Linked DNA regions of Homo sapiens: region 2 is linked to region 1. The links are chromatin contacts, found by Hi-C or POLR2A ChIA-PET in ENCODE. All regions are on one chromosome and are shown on one strand. The core of a region is the stretch at or near the end of the contact, and the rest is flanking DNA. Distances in the headings are between cores, read along the strand shown.

What was found. Hi-C counts contacts between places; a loop is a spot of excess contacts on that map. ChIA-PET counts read pairs that join two places held with the same protein, here RNA polymerase II (POLR2A). Pooled maps may share reads with other maps.
Region 2: a pooled map shows a loop between it and region 1 (8-fold over the local background). The contact joins the promoter of ZNF573 here to the promoter of ZNF790 in region 1. A Hi-C loop is called at or near these places in 1 of 37 single-sample maps with no recorded cell type and 8 of 50 pooled maps. POLR2A ChIA-PET finds 5 or more read pairs at or near these places in 2 of 52 experiments (HepG2 and PC-9).

The regions. Positions count from the first base shown.
Region 1 is chr19:36,835,809-36,842,237 of GRCh38, forward strand. ZNF790 (zinc finger protein 790) reads right to left here and starts at 2,579. Exons shown (of 5, transcript NM_206894.4): 1 at 2,529-2,579.
Region 2 is chr19:37,774,657-37,781,163 of GRCh38, forward strand. It overlaps ZNF573 (zinc finger protein 573), which reads right to left and starts at 4,930. Exons shown (of 5, transcript NM_001172690.2): 1 at 4,888-4,930. RefSeq lists enhancers at 4,418-5,081, 4,873-5,167, 4,874-5,223, 5,082-5,744.

The sequences.
Region 1 (6,429 bases), core at 1,329-3,828:
AGCAATGTGGCATCTCTCTGACCATTCTTCTGCGGTCACATCTCCCTCTGACTTTAAACTCAGCCAGGAAAGGTTCACTGACTTTAAGGACCCATGTCATTATATTAGTCCAACAAGATAATCGCCCCCATTTCAAGGTTCTTAACTTTATCCCCTTTGCAAAGTCCTTTTTGCCATATAAAGTAGCATCGTCCTAGTTTCCAGGGATTAGGAAGTAAACATTGGTTGCAGGGCCATCATTCTGCCTACCTTGACCCCCCTTCTATCTTAAGCTTCCTTCTTTCTGAGAGATACTCAGTGAAGGAAATAATGTATACAGTGGTCCATTTCCAAGACAAAATGCCTTGAATTGGCTTAGGTAAGCAAACTACAGAAGAAACAGGATATACTAGGCCCCTGCTTGGATAGATGATGCCTGCTTGTCAGCCTCCCGCTTTCTCCCTTTCCCCCACTTAGTTGCCTTCACCCAAACCAAAGAAGTTTAGTCTAAGATGAAAGTTTGCTAGCCTGCAAAATAGCTCATTTTGTCTGCTTTTATCAGCCTGCCCAGCTGCTTAGGTCATAAGTCAACTATTGAAGAGACCTTGAGCTAACTAGGATTGCAGTGCATTGTGGGCCGCAACCAAATGCAGCAAGACAAGCCTAAAAAAAAAACACACACACACACCGGCTGGGCGCGGTGGCTCACGCCTGTAATCCCAGCAGTTTGGAAGGCCGAGGCGGGCGGATCACAAAGTCAAGAGATCGAGACCATCCTGGCCGACACGGTGAAACCCCATCTCTACTAAAAATAGAAAAGTTAGCTGGGCGTGGTGGCACGCACCTGTAGTCCCAGCTACTCGGGAGGCTGAGGCAGGAGAATCCACTTGAACCTGGGAGGCGGAGGTTGCAGTGAGCCGTGATTGCACCACTGCACTCCAGCCTGGTGACAGAACAAGACTCTGTCTCACAAAAATCAAAAAACAAAACACCTGAAGCCCCTACCCAACAATCAATAGGCAACATCCGGGAAGATTGTGACCCCATAGTTATCAGCCTATGAGGAACCAGGGGAGGAACCTGTGCACTAGGGGATAAATTGCTTGTTGAAACTGTTGGGTGTGCCTATCAGACACTGATCTTGCAAGACCATCATTAAAAGTCTCACTTTTGCTGTTCTCCGGGTCTCTGAGTCCATTCTTTGGGACGGGTAAGTTTGTTTCTCACACTCAAGAAATCATCTTTCACTATCCCACGCTATCTCTCCAAAACTGACTTGAATCCAACCAGAATAAATGTCAATCCAACCTTGTATTTATATTTATCTACTATAAGAAGTCCCAGAATTTCTAGTCAACTGTCTTTTCGGACATTGTATACCATCAAGTCTCATTTGTCCCCTTTTCTCATTCTTCCCAACTTTCAACACTTTTCCTGTATGCCTTCATAATGGAATTCATAATTCATTAACAACCAACTCCTCTTTTATCTTCAACCACTTCCTTGAACACGCCCTAACATTCTGAGTCTAACAGAAACTAGGCTGTATCTGGAGGACTCTGCAGCCCTCTCAACATTTCCCCAGCTACAGCCTCTTACCAGTGGGTCTGAAAATGGAACAGATGGCCGGCCTCCTTGTTGTTCACTACCTTCAGACCTTTCTTCCTCCCTCCACAAACTCTAGTTTTGAATTTCCTGCCATGAGATTGTATATAACTCACCACATCTCACTTTTGTTGACCTCTACCAAACACAGGGTATTTTCCCCCTATATCTGAAATCTTCAGCTCATGGTTTACTCTCTGCAGCGCGATTACCCTTTTCTATTTTTTTTAATTCTTGCATTTTTAACTACACCCACACAGATGAGCCTTGTTTACTTACCCTTGCCTGGACTTTTCCCCCCTCTCGTGGCTCATTTCCAACAACATGTTGATGGGTGGTTGTTCCCCAGCCGTCTTCCCCAGCCCTCTACCCCAACCTGCTGCTCCATTTCTCTGCTCTAATTTACGGAGAAACTCTTGAACTATGTTGTCTACACTGTGTCCCATTCTTCTCCCCTCCTTCTAGGTTGCCCCCACTCCAATCCAGCTACGGGCCAGCACAAAAACTGCTCCCCACACATTCACGAAGGACTATGCCTGTCACTCAACGCAAAGCTCAATTCTTTGTTTTTGGCCCCATAGCGGCTGCTATCACCACCTTTACGAACGTGGTCACGCACAACGCGACGCAGTCATAATCACGTACATACAGTCACATTTAAATAGTCCATTAGGGTCACACACAGCGCCTGTCAACGTCGTGTGCGCGTGCGCGCACACACACACACACACACACATACACACACACACACACAAGCTCCCGTCGCGGCCCCAGCTCCTGCATCAATTTCACTCTCGCATCCACTGCTCCCATCGCGATCGCTCGCCCCCACGCTCCCTCGCCGGCAAAGCCACCAACTCCAAAGACATTAGCACCTCACTCCCCTCAGCCCCGGCCTCGGGCCCTCCGGAGTCATTCGGCTTCTGTGTCTCGGAATCACTCACCCGGCCCTGCGGTCCCTTGATGGTGGAAGGTTCCGCGATCTTTCTATTAACCCTAAAGGGACAGAGGGCTGACAGGAAGTTGCCCGGGGAACGGTGCACTCTGGGAAATGTAGTCCGGAGCCTGGGCCGTCTTTAACTGCCCCGGACACCGCGGTCACCATTAACGGACCCTGCATTTGAGCCCCATCCCCTCGCTGGGCAAAGACCATCGCCCACACACCGCTCACATCTGCTGCCGAGAGCTTCCAGAATTCCAGGCCGCGTTTAGGAAGCTTCAGCGGAGGCATGCAGGCTGCCCTACCTCTGCAAAAGGCTCCCAGCCCTGGGAACAGGACAGTAAGCCCAGGCCATCTTAGGCTGGAAGTAACCTTGGTCCCGACGGCCCTGGGAAATGTAGTCCAGAGCCTGGAACACTGCAGAAATGCCCCGGGGGGATGGTGCGATGGTTTTCAGTAGGAGCTCGCTGCGTGGGCCTCTGACCTATGTGGCATGGCGGGAAAGTCCTACAAGACTGTGCCAAGCGAGTGGCGAGTCTGTCCCGTCTCTGCCCGAGCCTCGGCCCGGCTGGGTGGACACCTCTTGTCCCACAAGTACCAGCCTGGGATAGAACGAAGGGGAAACGATCCATGGGACACAGCTACATGCCCAGCCCTATAGGGGTACCCTGTCTGGGAATCCATGAGAACTCTTCCTAATACCTTATTCCCATCCTCCAATCGCCCTTAAAGTGTTTGGTTTCAATTAATGTTTATAGTAACATTAGTACTGTTTTGTAAATTCCATTCATGCCATTCTTTTTGCTGAAGTACACACTTGCCAGTTTTCATTTGCTTCTCTTTTAGATGTACATCATTTCAATCTACATCTAAACTTTCTGACAGAGGAGTAATTTTTTTCAGTACTTTCAAACTTATCAGGTAACTAAAATAGTTGTTTCTTTTTTTATTGTGAAACAGAAAATACTTGAAGTGCATAAAATGTGTAAGTTCAGTATAACTCCACACAAGTGTTGGTATCTCAAGAACAAATGCCCATTCTATGTGATCATTTCTCTTTTTGTTTGTTTGTTTGTTGTTTTTTTTGAGACAGGGTCTGGCTTTGTCACCCAGGCTGGAGTACAGTGGCACGATCTAGGCTCTCTGCAACCTCTGCCTCCCTGGCTCAAGTGATCCTCCCACCTCAGCCTCCAGAATAGCTGGGACTACAGGTGTGTGCCATCACACTCAGCTAATTTTTATAGAGACAGGGTCTCGCCATGTTGGCCAGGCTGGTCTCGAACTCCTGGGCTCAAGTGATCCTCCCAAGTAGGCCTCACAAAGTACTGGCATTACAGGCATGAGTCACTGCACATAACCTGTGTGATCATTTCTGATACCCAGCTCCAGCTCCAGCTGATCTTTAGGGTATTAATAATATCTTGGCTCTTTAATAGTTTTAATCTCTCAGCTGGACGCGGTGGCTCACGCCTGTAATCCCAGCACTTTGGGAGGCTGAGGAGGGTGGATCACCTGAGGTCAGGAGTTCGAGACCAGCTTGGCTAACATGGTAAAACCCTGTCTCTACTAATAATACAAAAATTAGCTAGGTGTGGTGGTGCATGCCTGTAATCCCAGCTACTCTGGAGGCTGAGGCAGGAGAATCGCTTGAACCCAGGAGGCAGAGGTTGCAGTGAACCAAGATCACACCACTGCACTCCAGTCTGGGCGACAAGAGCGAAACTCCATCTCAAAAAAAGAAAAAAAAGTTTTAATCTTGCTGTGAAATGTATATAAATGCAATCAAATTGTACAAATTTTCTGTCTTGATTAGTTGTTAAACTCCTAACTGGATTAACCGAAAACCCCATAGTAAAGGCCTTACAGAAGGAAAGGTATGCCCATCCAGCCATCAACATCATTTTCCTGGTACTACTGGCAGGGGACCCCAAGACCAACCACTACACGCCCAAGCTCTGATGATTCACTGGGAGGCTCACAGTGAAGTGATACAAAAGAAAATCAGTAAAGAAAAAAGCGCATGGGGCAAAGTCCAGGGGAAACCAGGTGCACACTGCGAAGGGTTCTTTCCCAGTAAATTTATATGGGATTTATTTGTTCCCCAGCAGTGAGTTGTGACAATACATGTGAGATGTTACCAATCAGGGCAGTTTATTATAGATTCAGTGCCCTATGTTTTTATTGGGGGCTGGTCACATAGGCAGTCTGTGCCTAACACATACCAGAATTTCAAATTCCCAGAAGGAAAGCGGGTGTTTAACATAAACCATACTGTTTGTACAAAAAGTTTAGGCATAGTAAGCCACTTATTAGGAAGGTGGGAACCAATCTGAAATTCAAGTTCTAGATGCAAGCCAAAGACTAACCTCGCATATCAGGCCTTTCTAAGGATAAGTAGTCTCAGACCTGCTATGTTAACTAATTTCTGCTCACTACTGTCCTAAAGATGTATGGTTTTCAGCAACATCAAATTACAAGACACATGAAAAGGCAAGAAAAATCATGACACTCAAGACATAAAAGCAAAAAGCAACAACAAACAAATAGAGGTAGACTCAGGTAGGATCTCCCCAGGAGCTTGAGGCTGCAGTGAACTGTGATTGCACCACTGCACTCTAGCCTGGGCAACAAAGCAAGACCCTACCTCAAAAATTAAAAGAAAAGAAAAAGATATGATGTAGATGTTGGAACTATCTAAAAAGGAATTTAAAATATTATTAATATTTTCAAAGCTTTACCATAATGTTTTTCAACCAGAGGTGATTTTGTTCTCCAGGAGATATACAGCACAGTATGAAGTTCTTGGTAGTCACAACTGGAGAGGTACAATTTGCATTTAGAGGACAGAGGTCAGGGAAGCTGCTAAATACACTACAAGCACAGGATAGCTTGCCACAACAAAGAATTATCCAGTCCCAAATAATGGTCCAAGGTTGAGATGCCCTAAGTAATCAAGACAGTGTGTTTTTGGTGAAGGACAGAAAGATAGATTAATGGAAGGAACAGGCTGGGCACGGTGGGTCATGCCTGTAATCCCAGCACTGTGGGAGGCCAAGGCAGGTGGATCGCATGAGGTCAGGAGTTTGAGACCAGCCTGGCCAATGTGGTGAAACCCCATCTCTACTAAAAATACAAAAATTAGCTGGGTATGGTGGCTCGTGCCTGTAATCCCAGCTACTCAGGAGGCTGAGACATGAGAACCTCTTCAACCTGGGGAATGGAGGTTGCAGTGAGCTGAGATGACACCACTGCACTCCAGCCTGGGCAACAGAGCAAGACTCCATCTCAAAAAATATATATATATATTTTTAGGCCAAGGCAGGCGGATCACCTAAGATCAGGAGTTCAAGACCAGCCTGTCCAACATGGCGAAATCCCATCTCTACTAAAAAATACAAAAATTAGCTGGATGTGGTAAGGCAGGGAGAATTGCTTGAACCCAGGAAGTGGAAGTTGCAGTGAGCCGAGATCACACCACTGCACTGCAGCCTGGAGGACATAGCAAGACTCCATCTCGGGGTGGGGGGTGGGGGGAGGGGAGAAGTTATTATTATTTTTTTTTGTAGAGACAAGGTTTCACTATGTTGCCCTGGCTGGTCTCAAACTCCTGGCCTGAAGCGCCCCTCCCGCCTCTGCCTCCCAAAGTGCTTGGATTACAGGCATGAACCACCACTCCTAGCCTATAAAACTTTTTTAGGAACACATAAAAGAAAGTGTACATGACCTGCAGTTAGATGAAGGGTTCTTAGACATGACAACAAAAGCACAATCCATAAAAGAACAACTTGATATACTGGACTTCATAGAAAATGTAAACGTCTGCTATTGAAGTAACACCGTTAAGGAGAAAGACATGGGATAGATTGGGAGAAAATATTTGTAAATCATATATCAGGCAGAGGACT
Region 2 (6,507 bases), core at 3,680-6,179, 940 kb after region 1:
TCAACGGAAAATTAAGATGAGAAAACAGAATGTACAATATCATTGGATCGTTAAAAAGACAGACAAGCATTGAGGCACAGGCTATAGGACATCAATACATTGAGAAAGTCTGGTAGTTTATTTATTCTGTTACATTACAACATGATCATATGTTACCATTACTTTTCTTTTAGTTGCTATCTTGATTTTCTTTTTTGAATATATTTCATAATCATTTTAACACTGTTCATACATTAACTTAAAAAATACATGTGTACACACACACATACACTCACACACAAATTTGTATATTAAAAGGTGGGTTTATTTTGCCACTTAGCCACAGTGTCATCCAGTCTACTGCTAAACTCTCTCTCTTTTTTTTTTTTTTTTTTAAGGGGCAGGGGGTCTTGCTCTGTCACCCAGGCTGGAGTACAGTGGTGTGATCATAGCTCACTGCAAACTCAGGCTTCTGGGTTCAAGTAATCCTACTGCCTCAGCCTCCTGAGTGGCTGGGACTAAAGGTGTGCACCACCATGCCTGGCTAATTTAAAAAAATTTTTTTAGAGACAGGGTCTTACTATGTTACCTAGGCTGGTCTCAAACTCCTGGGCTCAAGAGATCCTCCCTCCTAGGCCTCCCAAAGTGTTGGGATTACAGGCATGAGCTACCACGCCTGGCCTAGTTTCACTTTTTATCTAACATCACTTGAAGAAAAAATTAGACAGTAAAAGCTTACAGAATATATTCACTAACTTCCATATAGATTCCATGAGCTTAGTTACAATGATGACCAGAATCTAATCAATGCCACGTCCACATGAATTCCCAAGGCACATCACCTGAATCTCTCTAGTGGTCTTCACTATACACTGACTTACCCGTTCCTATTTACAACTTATGGCCCTTGCTGAATTATTGGCATTTTAAAGTAGTGACTAGTCCTAGCCACAGCAACCAGACAAGAGAAAGAAAAAAAGGCATCCAAATTGATTAAGAGGAAGTCAAACTTGCTGTTCGCCGATGATATAATCATATACCTAGAAAACCCTAAAGACTTACCCAAAAAGCCCCTAGATCTGACAAATAAATTCAGTAAAGTTTCAAGATACAAAATTAATGTACACAAATCAGTAGCATTGCTATATACCAACATCGGCTAAGCTGAGAATCAAATCAAGAACTCAACCTCTTTTACAACAGCTGCAAAAAAAAAAAAAAAACCACAAAAGAAAACAAAAACAAAACAAAACAAAACAAAAACAAACAAACTTAGGAATATACCTAATCAAGGAGGTGAAAGATCTCTACAAGGAAAACTACAAAACACTGCTGAAGGAAATCATAGATGACACAAACAGATGGAAGCACATCCCCCGCTCATGGATAGGTAGAATCAGTATGGCGAAAATGACCATACTGCCAAAAGCGATCTATAAATTCAATGCAATTTCCATCAAAATACCATCACCATTCTTCACAGAATTAGAAAAAACAATCCTAAAATGCATATGGAACAAAAAAAGAGCCCGCATGGTCAAAGCAAGACTAAGCAAAAAGAACAAATCTGGAGACATAACATTCCCTGACTTCAAACTATACTACAAGACAATCGTTACCAAAACAGCATGGGACTGGTATAAAAACAGGCATGTAGACCAATGGAAGAGAATAGAGAACCCAGAATAAAGCCAAATACTTACAGCCAACTGATCTTCGACAAAGTAAACAAAAACATAAAGTGGGGAAAAGACACACTATTCAAAAAATGGTACTGGGATAATTGGCAAGCCACGTGTAGAAGAATGAAACTGGAGCTTCATCTCTCACCTTAGAGAAAAATCAACTCAAGATGGATCAAAGACTTAAATCTAAGACCTGAAACCATAAAAATTCTAGAAGATAACATTGGAAAAACTCTTCTACACATTGGCTTAGGCAAAGAGTTCATGACCAAGAACCCAAAAGCAAATGCAACACAAGTAAAGATAAATAGATGGGACTTAATTAAACTAAAAAGCTTCTGCACAGCAAAAGAAATAATCAGCAGAGTAAACAGACAACCCACAGGATAGGAAAAAGTATTCACAAACTGTACATCCAACAGAGGACTGACATCCAGAATCTACAAGGAACTCAAACAAATCAGCAAGAAAAAAACAAATAATCCCATCAAAAAGTAGGCTAAGGATATGAATAGACAATTCTCAAAAGAAGATATACAAATGGTCAACAAACATATGAAAAAATGCTCAACATCACTAATGATCAGGAAAATGCCAATAAAAATCACAATGTGATACCAATTTGCTCCCTAAGAATGACCATAATTTTAAAAAATCAAAAGATAATAGATGTTGCCATGGTTGTGGTGAAGAGAGAACACTTCTACACTACTGGTGGGAACAAAAACTAGTACAACCACTATGACAAACAGTATGAAGATTCCTTAAAAAACTAAAAGTAGAACTACCATTTGATCCAGCAATCCCACTAATGGGTATCTACCCAGAGGAAAAGAAGTCATTATATAAAATTATTTTATTTTTTTTTCAGTGATAGAGACAGGAGTCTCACCATGTTGGCCAGGCTGGTCTCGAACTCCTGGCCTTAAGTGATCTGCTGGCCTCAGCCTCCCAAAATGCTGGGATTACAGGTGTGAGCCACTGCACCCAGACAGAAGTAATTATATGAAAAAGACACTTGCACACACGTTTATAGCAGCACAATTGCAAAAATATGGCAACAGCCTAAATGCCCATCAACAAGTGGATAAAGAAAATTTGGTGTACGTACACATATATATACACTATGGAATACTACTCAGCCATAAAAAGGAATGAAATAACAGCATTGGATGCAACCTGAATGGAGTTGGAGACCATTATTCTAAGTGAAGTAACTCAGGAATGGAAAACCAAACATTACATGTTCTCATTTATGAGTGGAAGCTAAGCTATGAGGATGCAAAGACATAATAATGATATAATGGATCTCAGGAGGCTGAGGCAGGGGAATTGCTTGAACTCAGGAGGCAGAGGTTGCAGTGAACCGAGACTGCGCCACTGCACTCCAGCCTGGCCATAGAGCAAGCCTTTGTCATAAAAAAAAAAAAAAAAGCCGGTCGTGGTGGCTCATGCTTGTAATCCCAGCACTTTGGGAGGCCGAGGCGGGCAGATCACGAGGTCAGGAGACTGAGACCACGGTGAAACCCAGTCTCTAATAAAAATACAAAAAATTAGCCGGGCGTGGTGGCGGGCGCCTGTAGTCCCAGCTACTCGGAGAGGCTGAGGCAGGAGAATGGCCTGAACCCGGGAGGCAGAGCTTGCAAGTGAGCCGAGATCGCACCACTGCACTCCAGCCTGGGCGACAGAGCGAGACTCTGTCTCAAAAAAAAAAAAAAAAAAAAAGTAATATTTAAGAGGTGGTCTCTTGAAGTAACTAATACAAATTCTGTTGTTAGTCTTTTAGGATATGACTTTCAGATTTAAGCTCTGATACTTAATAAAATGTGTCTTAAAGTCTCATTGGTAAATTGGGAGAAAATGTCATTTAGCATATAAAATAGTCTGAAGATGAAGTAAAATAATCCACATAAGGCTGGGTGCGGTGGCTCACGCCTGTAATCCCAGCACTTTGGGAGGCCGAGGCGGGTGGATCATGAGGTCAGGAGTTCGAGACCAGCCTGGCCAAGATGGTGGGATTACAAGCATGCACCATCACGCCAGACTAATTTTTGTATTTTTAGTAGTGATGGGGTTTCGTCATGTTGGCCAGGCTGGTCTCGAACTCCTGACCTCAAGTGATCCGTCCGCCTTGGCCTCCTAAAATGGTGCGATTACAGGCGTGAGCCACCACACCCGGCCAAATATGAGAACGTTAATGAGATTCAGCTCAATGGCTCCCAACATCTACTGGAAAGAAAGCAGATTGGTATTAGGACATTCAGACACATTTCAGATGAAGTAAAACATACTCTAAAACCAGTAACCTTAGGAAAGAAAAAAGCCAACTAGCCTAAACATTGAGTTTTAGATGTGAAAGAATTTTTTTCCTCCTCATTAGAGTCCTTTTGAGGAATAGCAGGACCAGGGAGGGAGAAAAAAATCATGAGTTATCAGGCCTTTCCTTGAAGCACGGAATGCCTCCTTACACAATACCCTCCACGCCTTCCCTGTTCACACACTTTAACACATGGAGGTAGGAGAGAGGCTGGAATCTGGGTATGAGTTCACAGCAGGTTCCTGGGGTCAGAGCTCTGGGAAAGACGAGGTTCTGAGACAGGTAGCTCGCTCTCAGAGCTCACAAAGAAATAACCTCCCAGGCGTTTCCAATCTCACAGCAAGTCAATGCCTTCTTGCTGGAAAACTTGATGTAGAGTTCAGTATCCAACTTCCCTCTTGCAGACATTTTTTGTGTGTGTCAGCCGCAAGCAGCTGTGAGGAGGGAGGAGAGAAGCAGCAGCCGGGAACCTACAGCCAAGACTCAAAGTGACACCGCAGTGCCACCGCAATCAACGTACATGAAAAGGACAAGCACCTCATATCCCCGTCACGCAAGCACAGCCACTCACTCACCTGTCACAGCCTCACAACCGCACCCACCGTCAAGGAGGCACATCCCAGCCTCTCACACGCAGTTTCTCTGTCACACACTCTCAAACATTCCCCATCTGACATATACAACATTCTCTCACGTGCGCACTCAAATACCCTCCTCTGCTGTTCATGCACCCACGGGCCTGAGATTCCGATAACAACTGGCCGTCCACACTAGAGGCTTCCACGGTTAAAGGGCTTCCTCCACCACCCCGGCTGGTTTAGGTTGGGCTCCAACGTAACTTGATTGCCCAGAGCCCTCCCTGCGAGTACTCTGTGCCTGTTATATACTGAAATGAGTTCAACCCACCTTGCAAAAGAACCACGCGAAAACGGAAGGGAAGCCATAGATTGGGTGTTCCCGTTGCCCTCTGGGAAATGTAGTTTAAGCCTAAAGCTCCATGACCGCGGTGGCTTGTGGGAAAAGTGGCTCGGAACCCCAAATCCCGGTTAGATTGCAGGCACCGCCGGACGCTGGCTCCCGGAGGTTTTAGTTTTCCCTCTACCAGGAGTGTGAAGACACAGAGACTTATTGCGCTGGCGAAGATGGCTGAGGCGAAGGCGTGTCCGACTTGTCCTCGGAGTTCTGAGGGTTTCAGTGACCCCAGAAGGCTGAGAAGTGGAATCCGAACTCGAGGCTGCCCGAAGCCTCGGGCTGTTTGAGTGTAGAGCCGGTAGGGGAGGGCTTTCAAAGTGTGGCCGCGAGGGCGAGCGTGGGGGATCGGTTATGAGCTCCCGAGGGCGGGGACTCTGCTCTGTGTCCCCTGAGGAAGTCCAGTCTTGTTATAAGGTATGAGAAAAGTAACTTTTTAAAAATGGACAAATAATAATTGTATGTTTTATATACTGATAGGGTACAATATGCTGTTTTGATCTATGTTTACAATGCGAAATGATTAAATCAAGCTAATTAAATCCATCACCTCACTTTTTTGTGGTGAAAACATTTAAAATCTACTTTTAGCAATTTTGAAACATGCAACACATTATTTATGTAGTTGCTATTCTATGCAATCGATTAACAAAGTTTATTTCTCCTGACTAACTGAAATTTTGTACTGTTTTAATTAACATCTCCCTTTTCCCCATTTTTCAGTCTCTGGTAAACACCATTCTTTGCCTCTTAAGAGTTAGACTTTTTTAGATTCCACAAATACCACTTATGTGGTATTTGGTATTTATCTTTCTGTTACTGGCTTCTCTCACTTAGCATAATGTCCTCCTGGTTTATCCATGTTGTCACAGATGACAGAATTTTCCTTGTTTTATTTTTATTTTTTATTTATTTTTTAAAAATCTATTTACTTATTATTATTTTTTGAAACGGAGTTTCGCTCTTGTCACCCAGGCTGGAGTGCAGTGGCACAGTCTCAGCTCACTGCAACCTCTGCCTCCCCTGTTCAAGCGATTCTTGTGTCTCAGCCTCCCAAGTAGCTGGGATTATAGGCATGCGCCACCACGTCGGCTAATTTTTGTATTTTTAGCAGTGACAGGGTTTCACCATGTTGATCTGGCTGGTCTCGAACTCCTGACCTCAGGTGATCCACCCACCTTGGCCTCACAAAATGCTGCATTTACAGGCGCGAGCCACTGTGCCCGGCCGATTTTCCTCTTCTTAAAAAGTGAATAGTATTCCTTTATATATACATATATATATGTGTATAAGGTTATATACATAATATATATAATATGTAACATTTTCTTTATCCACTTATAACATGCTGGACACCTAGGTTGCTTCCGTATCCAATGCAGAATAATGCTGCAGTGAATGGTAGTGCAGTTATCTCTTCAGCATGCTGATTTCAATTCCTTTAGCTATACACCCACCGGTGGGGTTGCTGGAACATATAGTAATTCTATTTTTAGTTTCTGATGAATCTCCATATTATTTTCCATCATGGCTGTATTAATTTACATTGGGAAATGT